2 separate regions of the Homo sapiens genome follow, and region 2 is linked to region 1. A link is an interaction called in ENCODE POLR2A ChIA-PET data of the cell type or tissue named here. Cell type or tissue: Panc1. All regions are shown on one strand. Region 1 overlaps RSRC1 (arginine and serine rich coiled-coil 1). Region 2 overlaps RSRC1 (arginine and serine rich coiled-coil 1).

Region 1 (5,000 bases):
AGTCAAATCCAATTCTGACATTTACCAGAGTTTTGTAGTTAGAAGCATCTATATCTAAGATGTTGAAAGCTATACATATTTTTTGCACCTATCCCCACAAGGACACATGATAACAGGCAAATTGTGTGACGGGGATAAGCTGGGTAATGTCTACATTTACTTTTAAAAGTTTCTTAAATAAGTATATTAGTAATGTAGTGCTTTTATCGAAATAATTTAGAAATCTTTGAATGTCAATTTTAAATAGTGTGTCATTCTTTATAATATAATTGATATAAAGTTTTTTAATCATATGATATCAGATTTAATGTGACATCCCATTAGCTAAGCATCTGTAAAGGTTTTCAATGAGCTTGTTGTCTTGTTACACGTAATCATAACCATGTGTGGGAGGTTGTCAAGATATATATGCCATTAGAAAGGTTTAAGAAAACAGAGGTGAAGCAAATTGTAGGCTAATAAAATAACGGTCAATTATGCCCTTTTGTTATGAAAAATGTGGTTCTAATCATTTCCTTAATGTTAATGCTTAAGGTTAAAATTATTTATGCAGAATATTTTAAGGTATTGCCAACTTTATTGAAACTAGATGTGTGTATTTAGTTCCCTTAACAAGTTCATTATTCAAGAATTTGGAGGCTTAAATGTGAATCAGGCAATGCATATTTCTTAGGAACTGACTTAATTACTGTGGACTTTAGTCTATTGTTTCAGTATTTAGAAACAAATGGATTGAACTGTTTAATCTCTCAAATCAATCAACTTGTTCTCTGCTAGAATTATGAACTTCCTTTTGCTTTTTGTTAATACCTTTTGAATATTTTGAACACATATTTTAAGAGAAAGAGGAAACGTGAAACTAATACATAGATTGCTTGTTTACAATAAGTACCCGAACTTCTACAAACTTAGATTGTATCTTAATAGAATTTTTTTTGTCTTTGGCTATTGGGAAATGCTCATCTTGTTTTTATAGCTTAGAATAAAAGAAAAATAACAACTTAGTGGTTAGGATAGAATTCCCTTTTTTTTGTAGTCAGAATTATACATTCTGTACATCTATCAAGTTGTCACAATTGTTTTATCCTTTGAGGCTGTAAATTGGATTTTAAATTTTAGATTTTGGATTAGGGTCTGTTTTATTTTTGTGGTGGTATATTTTCTTCTCTCTCTCTTTTTTTCTTTTCTTTTTTGAAGTGGGGTCTCACTCTGTCACCCAAGGTGCAGTGCAGTAGTACGATCTCGGCTCACTGCAACCTCTGCCTCTCAGGCTCTAGGGATTCTCCCACCTCAGCTTCCTGAGTAGCTGGGACCACAGGCACATGCACACCACCACACAGAGCTAATTTTTGTGTATTTTGTAGAAACAGAGTTTCACCATGTTGCCTAGGCTGGTCTCAAACTCCTGGGCTCAAGTGATCCACCCGCCTTGGCCTTCCAAAGGGCTGGGATTACAGGCGTGAACCACTGTGCCCAGGTATGTTTTCTAAATCTAGCTTTAGGTGGTTATTTTAGGGAATTGCAGTTGTGAGGCACTTATTGCTAAACTTAAATGGGCAAAATGTTAATATTTCACTCAAGTAAATCCTTTTTATGTTTCATAAGTTTGTGCAGAAAGTATGAAAATGTTGTTAGAAAATGGGACAGTGTTCTAGAAAAATGGGGCAGTATTTTAATGTTATTTTGTTGGCTTTCATCTGTATATTTAACTACACTGGTAAATAATTAGATATATTAATATGTGCTAGTTATAACTAGAAGGAAAATGTTACTCTAGGATTCCTGTGTACTTCAGTTTCTTCAAGCATATGGACATAACCAAGACAGCCATGCACATTGGGGCTTGGCTTCACTTGCTGTTTTTTGGATCTGTGGTACAACTACGTCAGGAACCTCTGGTTAGCCTCTTTGAAGGTAAGAAACTAGGGAGCAAAGGCGAGACATTCTAGCCAAGTTCCCTAAAAGCTGTCAGTCTACCTACCATCAGACTTGTGAGTGAGGGAGGGTATCGTAGACCTGGGTTTAGCAAAGTCAGATTAACTGTTTTATGCCTGTTTTTGTAAATAAAATTTTATTGAAACACAGCTACACTAATTTGTTTATTGTCTGTGGCTTCCCTCTACAATAGCAGCGTTGGATAGTTGCTACAGAGACCTCATCCCCCGCTCTCCACTGCAAGCCTAACATTTTTATTATCTAGCCCTTTAAGGAAGAATTTGTGGACTATTATTGCCCTTGATCATTTAGCTTCTACCACCATCAAATGACTCAGCTGATCCAGCTAACCACAAGAATTAGTCATACCCACTGAGCCTGGATGAACCTCCAGTTGATCTAGAGAATTGTGTGAAATAATAAATGTTTGTTGTTTTAAGCTTTAAAGTTTTGAGACAGTTTATTATGCAATAAAAAATTAACTGATGTCACATTGAAGCATACGTACCAATAGGAGAACAAGAGTGGTTTTTCCATGTGATTTGTTTAGTCACTCTCATTTTGACATATTAAAACATCTCAGTGATTTTCATTCTTTTTATTTATAGATTTTTTAAAAAACACTTTGGTAAAGTTTTTGTTATAAATTCTATTTTATTAAGATGGTGGACATAGTTGAGAAGGGTTTATTTTGTTACTATTCGTTAAGATTATAATTGTTGCAATTTTGGTTATAATTTTTGGTACAAGTGCCTCAGGGATTATCTAGATAATAATGATACTTGGTTTCTTGGCTGTAGAACTAGTAACTAGTTTATTAGTTAATGTTGGAGGATATAACAAATAGTTAACATTGCTTAAAACCATTTTGGGGTACTGTATTGGATTTCTTGTATAGCTAAGGTTGCTTTTGGTTTGAGAAATTAAAATGAAATTTTAAGCTCCCCAAACAACTGAACAGACCCCCTTTTGGCCAAGGGGACCCCAGAGAAGCTTTGAAAAGTGAGTCGCCAGCCTTCACAAGATCGGATGGGAGGTTGAACCCACCTCGTTGTTCCCGCTCCCTATAATAACAGCCATTAGACTTCCTTCCCTAAGAGTTAAATAGAAACCAGCCCTTTGGAAAGACTCCCTTCACCCCTAATATCAGCGTGATGCTGCCTTTCCCTTTTGTGGTTTTCACAAAACAACCAACTAGTATTTCTTTCAGTAAGAGACCACCAACCACAAAGTATGTACAGTGAGAGTTTTTGTGTCCTCTGCTTCACCTTTTGACATCAGAGGGATGAAAACTCAAAGGATTATGCTAACCCTTCCGTTTTTGAGCATGAGTCCCAGGGATGGGCATGAAACTGAATTGTGCATATGCATGTTTCTCCTTTCACAAATATTAATGACTCCTGCTATAGTTTACTGATTATGTGTATTTGGCCACCTCATTCAGCATAAATCCCTATCTTATTCTTCCCACCCTGGAAGTGTTTGCTTCTGGCTTCTGGCCAGAAGCTATATCTCCTAGCCTGTTGGAATGCTGCAAACCCTTTATGAGAAATAAAGCTCTTTCTACTTTCCAAATTTATGAACCTCATTCTTCAGTTGACAGATTATATTCTCTTTAAACTTCTCCTAGAGTACAATTATTGCTGCCTTATTTTTTGTTTTGATTGCCTGTTTTTCTCTGTGAGAAGATTCAGAATTGCATTCTGAAAGAAATCTTGGCCCTAACCCCATCTGCTTCTCTTGGCTCACCTAATGAATGGGATAGGTTACTCATTCTGTTCAGACTGTGGTCTTTTTTATTAAGATCCTCAGTTTCTATAAGAGGGTACTTCTAACCCTCTCTGGGTTGACTGTTACGATATATGTCTCTGTACTACAGTGGCTACATAAAATAGTTGCTCACCAGGTACTTGTCAGAGAATATAATCTTACTATTATGTAGAACCTTTCAAAACTTTGCCAAGAAGAATATTTATGCTGTAATGCTTAAGGATATATAGTATACGTATTTCTTTTTTAGTTTAAAATCAACCCCTTATTTAAGCCCAAGTCTTATATCTGGGCTTACTATATTGATCTTCTTTAGAATTGATTTTATGGAATTGTCTCTTGGCATTTAGGGAAATTATTGGAAATTACCCTGTGAAATTTATTGGAGAGTTTAATAATAAAATAAAATCTCAAGATTAGGCTTAGTTGTACCTAATTTGTTCACCTGGCTTATTTTTATTCTATGAACATTATGACCTTGCTTCTTTTGAGGCAGCTGTTGCAAAACTTGAAGCCAGATTTTTTGTTTAATTCTAGCAAATATAAGGGCCTTATGTCTTCTTTTATATGTTAACCTCTTTCTGGTCTGCCTTTTTTTTTTTTCTGTTTGCTTTTGCTCTTCCTTGTTCTCCCTTTTACCATTTTTATTGTATAGTATATATGTTTCTGGAATAATGTGAGGGTTTAAACAAGAAAGCATACCTGTGAAGTCCTTTAGACTTTTGGTGCTTGAAAAGATCGAATAAATCCACTCAGCCCATTTTCCCCACTAATTACAACTAAAAATGCTGGACCGAATACTAGCAGCAACTACTTTACAGTTTGGAAACAATAGCAAGTAGACTGGGGAGGATACTCAAAACTTAAAGAAGTGTCTCATATGCACTGAGTTGCTCATTTTTATTTCCTCTTTGCTGTCCTGGATTTGACTCAGAGTAGTCCCAGTTGTAGAATTGCACAGTGGGCAAGGGAAGCAAAGACCCTCAGAGAAAACCCTCATATTTCTAACTAGACTATGGGGAAAGGAGATCCTGTAAGCCAGAGTGTTTAGGGGCAATTATTGTTTTTTTAAATTTTTTCTTCATTTTTCCCATCTTTTCTCCCCAGCCCTCCTTTGAAGGCAGCCCCAAATATGGAATGTAGAGCTCTTATTCATTTTTCCTCTCTCTTTTCTTTCTCTGCTTTGCCCCAAGAACCACCCCAGTCATGTGGAACTGCATGATGGCAGCACAGGTAGCTCAGACTCCAAGAAAAAACCATCCTTTTTTGCCAGTGATCTGGGAAAAGTTGCTCCT
Region 2 (5,000 bases), 210 kb after region 1:
TAGGATTTTTCTTTTTTGGCTTTTTAAAAATTTTACTTTAAGTTCTGGGATGGAGTTTTTCTACATAAACAATGATGTCATATGCAAATAGAGAAAATTTTATTTTCAAAACTGGATACCTTTCATTTCTTATTTTTACCTTATTACTGTAGCTAGAATCTCCAGCTTTTGAGTAAAAGTGTAAGAGTGGATATCCTTCATTTATTTCTGATCCTAATGAGAAAACATTCAGTCTTTCACCATTAAGCAAGATGTAAACTGTAGGTTTTTCATAGATGACTTTTTTTACGTTGAGGACGTTTTCTTCTATTCTTATTTTGCTTCAAATTCTTGTAAAGAATGAATGTTTTATTTTGTCAAATGCCTTTTCAGTATCTATATAGATGATTATATGTATTTTCTTCTTTATACTATTGATACGTTGCATTTCATTGGTTGATACTCAAATGTTAAAACAATCTTACATTCCTGGGAGAAACATCACTTGGGCATGATATACTTTTTTTTGTATATTTTTGGATTCAATTTTCTAAAACTTTTGTTTTGTATATATTATAGCTTATATTCATAGCAATTATAAATACTTCATTAGAACCATTTCTATACATAATTCCTTACAGGTAAGGTCTGTCTGTCAACCTTGTATTCCCCTGTAACTAACATGGTACCCTGGTATTAGAAGCTTTTGGTTTTTTGTCATTGGTTGAATAAATGAATGAATATCACCAGTAGACTATGTAAATGTGTATTTAAACACCACTGGAGTTAACATTCTAAAGTAGGAGTTAAAAGTAAGTGTGGCTTTTGCTCACAGAAAATGGAGAATGTGTTGTTCCATAATAATTTCTCTAGTTTTTCAATAAGCAGCACTTTGCTTTATTGTTGGTAATTGTTCTGAGAGTAATAATGGGCGATATGTCCCTAATACTTTATGTTTACCATTTTCATGTTCCTATAATTGAAAACACTGAACCAACTTTATTATATGCACATAGATAATTACTGTTTTATGTTTTTTGAATACAAGGGGGAAAGCTGATTATTACAATACTCTAACGGATTGGATATTTTTTTCTTTGGTTCCAAATGAGTGGGGACTTTATTGCCTGTACCCACAATTGCAGCTCATTTCATTTGCTCCTATTTATATGTAATGCAATTCACAAAGTATTCTAAGCCAGTGAAGTTGACTTTTCATATAGGACTATGACATAATTTAGAATTTGAGCTAGATAAATTAATACAGGAACAGAGGTATAGAGTGAGACAAAAAGAAGATGAGAGGACGGGAGAGGAAGTCTAGGTTGCTCTTTTGTATGGTTCTTTCTCACCTCCCATTCATAAATTGGAAAGGAAAATTCATCCCCAGGCATTTAGATCTGTAATTTTAACCAAGTAAAATACGCTTATTTTTCCTTTAGAGCAAACCCTGAGATAGAAAAGATTTATCAGACTGTGTGATGGGAAATTTATACATACAAAAACTTCCAGAATAGCTTTCCAATATCTGTACAGTACATTTAATATATTCAATTCATCTAAATGACCTGTCATCAAATGCTATCTGATTTAAGAACCTTATACATGTCTAATGTTTTCAGAAAGTTTTTAAAATAAGTATGCCAATGATGTATTATATATGCTCATAAAAGGTCATTTTGAATTTTGAATTAAAATAAGGAATTTTGAATTTAATACTTTTTAATTTTTTTAAATACTTTGTATGTAGTCATTCCTATGGTCTTCCTCCTGGAAGGAATATGTTAAAACCTATAAATTCCTTACAGTTCTTCATGTGACAGTAGTAGATTCCATTTAAGTGTACTTTTTATTGGCTCTAAGTTATTTGATATGAGTTAATTAATTCCTTCTGTTTTAACTCTCTTAAGCAATACTTGAAATGGTCGTTATTTCGCAGTTTTGCATAGTAATTTGGAAAGGTTACTAAGGCCTTGGAATTTTAAAAATTGTTTTAAAAAGAGGACTTTTAAATTATTGTCATTCTAACGACATTATGAAACTGTTAATCAAAGACCTTGAAAAGTAAATTGGACTTAGCAAGTTATTATTATTATTATTATTATTATTATTATTATTATTATTAACTTATTTTTTTGAGACAGGGTCTCACTCTATTGTCTAGGCTGGAGTGCAGGTGGCATGATCATAGCTCACTGCAGCCTCGACCTCCTGGACTCAGGTGAGCCTCCCACCTCAACCCTCCTGGGTAGCTGGGACCACAGGCACACCCTGTTAACATTTCATATCCTTTTTTTTTTTTTCTTAATGAGATATGGTTTTGCCATGTTCCCCAGGCTGGTCTCAAACTCCTGGACTCCAGTAATCCACTCACTTCAGCCTCCCAAATTACAGGCTCAAATTATTATTAATTAGATGAAAGAATTTTTGTATATCTGGATACAGTTGATTATTTCTGCTTTTAAAATTCAGGAAATTCAATTGGATAATATTCATTTAGTGAGGCAAACACATTTATATTCAAACCTTATAGTAAATAATTATAAATAAATTGTATGTAATATGAATTAGAACCATTTATTAGGAAGATATCTAGAAACATAGTGATGTAAATTTTTTTATAATGTGGATTTGAACATTGCATATTTTGCCTAAGCCTGTGTTCATTCTTTTAAATTTTACTTCCTATCACCTCTTCACTTTGGAAAATAATTTTATGGCATTTAAATTTACTGTGTAATTTATTTAAAAAACAATTAGAATGTTTAGTTCATTCAACATTCAACAATTTTTAATGAGCGTCTTTCATATGCCAGGTATTCTTTTAGGCACCAGGGACCAGGTGGTTCTTTCTTTAGCCATGGATGGTTTCTCAATTGCGTTTGCCAATCAATATTTTAAGGGTGACTCTCCACTGATTTCTGAATTCTCTTTTTAAGGGTGAGTCTCCACTGATTTCTGAACTCTCTTTCTGTACAGTTCCCTCCCTCCCTCCCTCTCGACCCCCCTTCCTTCCTTCCTTTGTAGTCGTTCCTATGGTCTACCTCCTGGAAAGAATATATCCCTCCCTCCCTCCCTCCCTCCCTCCCTCCCTTCCTTCTTCCCTTCCTTTCGTTTTTTTTTTTTTTTTTTAAAGACAGAGTCTCACTCTGTCACCCAGGCTGGAGTGCAGTGGTGCAATATTGGCTCACTGCAGCCTCTGCCTCCTGAGTAGCTGGGATTATAGACATGTGCCACCACTCCTGGCTAATTTTTGTAAATTTTTTGTAGAGACGGGGTTTCACCATGTTGGTCAGGCTGGTCTTGAACTCCAGACCTCAGGTTATCTGCCTGCCTCGGCCTCCCAAAGTGCTGGGATTACAGGTGTGAGCTACCATGCCCAGCCCCTGTGTAGTTCTTTCTCTTGTATATTGTTCTGCAAACTGTGGGCATCTTGGTCTCCTAGGTGCCTGTAGCTCCATCTCCTCAACTAACTTGGTCCACTAAGCTCTTCTTGGGTTCCCTTTCCCAGCATTATGGCTGGAAACTCAAAGCAGTAACTACAGTAGTCATAGGGCTCATCTCCGTTGTCTCCTGACCTTGAAAATCAATGTTCTACTTTGTGTGGTGTCAAGTGTTTTGAAAGTTATTTCTTCCATTTATTTTTTCCTGTTTTTCTTTTTCTTTCTTTTTTCCCCTTGGTTGTTTCAGACAGGAGTTTAAATACAATCAGCACCTATTATTCCATATTGGTTGGACGGGGAAGTTGGCATAGTCACTCTATATGATTTCAATTCTTTTACATTTTTTTAGACTTATTTTTGGCCTCAGATACAGTGTTTGTTGGCAAATGTACCAAGTGCATTTGAAGGGAATGTATATTCTACAGTTGGGGGTGTTGTGTTATATAAAATATCAGTTAGGTCAAAGTTGGTATCCTTCAAGATTCTTATCCTTCATCACTTTAAAGATAGTGTTCACTACCTGTTGGCTTTCTTTTTTCTGATGAAAAGTTTAGTCATTGAAGTCATTGTTGTTAATGTATGTAATGTGTTGGTTTTCTGTGGCAGTTTTCAATATTTTCTCTTTATGGTTCTCATTAGTTTGAATATGATGTGTTTCAGTCTGCAAATTTATGCCCTTAAATTTGGGAAATTATTTTGCTGTAATTTCTTCAAATGTACACTGTTTTCTGTTTTATACATTAGATGCCTTTTCCACTTCTTCGTCTTCTTTATAATTGATATTGTTTGGATGTGTGTCCCCTCCAAATTTCTTGTTGAAATATGATCCCCAATGTTGGAGTTTGGGCCTAGCAGGAGGTATTTGGATCATGGGAGTGGATACCTTATGAATGGCTAGATGACCTCCTTGTGGTAACGAGTGAATTCTTGCTCTGAGTTCGCATGAGATTTGGTTGTTTAAAAGAGTGTAGTGTCTTCTCATTCTCCCGCTCTTGCTCCTTCTCTTGCTATGTGATATACTGACTCCCCCTTTCCTGAGGCCTTATTAGGGGCAGATGCTGGCCCATGCTTCTTGTACAGCCTGTAGGACCAGGAGCCAAAATAAACTTCTTTACAAATTACCCAGTCTCCGATATTCCTTTTTTTTTTTTTTCTTCTGAGACAGAGTTTCAGTCAGTCACCCAGGCTGGAGTGCAGTGGTGCTATCTTGGCTCACTGCAACCTCCGCCCCCTGGGTTCAAGTGATTCTCCTGCCTCAGCCTCCCGAGTAGCTGAGATTGCAGGTGCCTGCCACCACACCCTGCTAATTTTTTGTATTTTTAGTAGAGGCAGGATTTCACCATGTTGGCCAGGTTGGTCTTGAACTCCTGACCTCAAATGATCTGCCCCCCTCAGCCTTTCAAAGTGCCGGGATTACAGGCATAAGCCACCGCGCCCTGCCCCAGTATTCCTTTATAGCAAGGCAAAATGGACTGATACAGTCATCCTGCTCTTTTTTCCCTCCCAATTTTTTTCTCTGAGTTTTCAGGTTGGATCATCTCTATCGCTCTGTTTTATCATTTTTCATGGTCACTGATC

The links. Peaks named below come from ENCODE experiments on the same cell type or tissue, not always from the same donor. Only the 100,000 strongest peaks of a DNase experiment are listed, where the experiment ranks them.
Region 2: POLR2A ChIA-PET joins it to region 1 with 7 read pairs; 3 of 35 experiments call an interaction of 5 or more read pairs at or near these places.

What each region holds. Positions count from the first base shown.
Region 1 is chr3:158,166,012-158,171,011 of GRCh38, forward strand. All of the region lies in intron 3 of RSRC1 (arginine and serine rich coiled-coil 1), which reads left to right. Among named protein-coding and RNA genes, the nearest start is that of RSRC1, 58 kb to the left of the region's middle. RefSeq lists an enhancer at 1-163. In Panc1, no CTCF peak of the experiment used is centred here; a DNase peak (open chromatin) is centred at 2,310; H3K27ac peaks cover 383 bases.
Region 2 is chr3:158,373,098-158,378,097 of GRCh38, forward strand. The region is part of intron 6 of RSRC1 (arginine and serine rich coiled-coil 1); the gene reads left to right. Among named protein-coding and RNA genes, the nearest start is that of UC.134, 150 kb to the right of the region's middle. In Panc1, no CTCF peak of the experiment used is centred here; no DNase peak of the experiment used is centred here.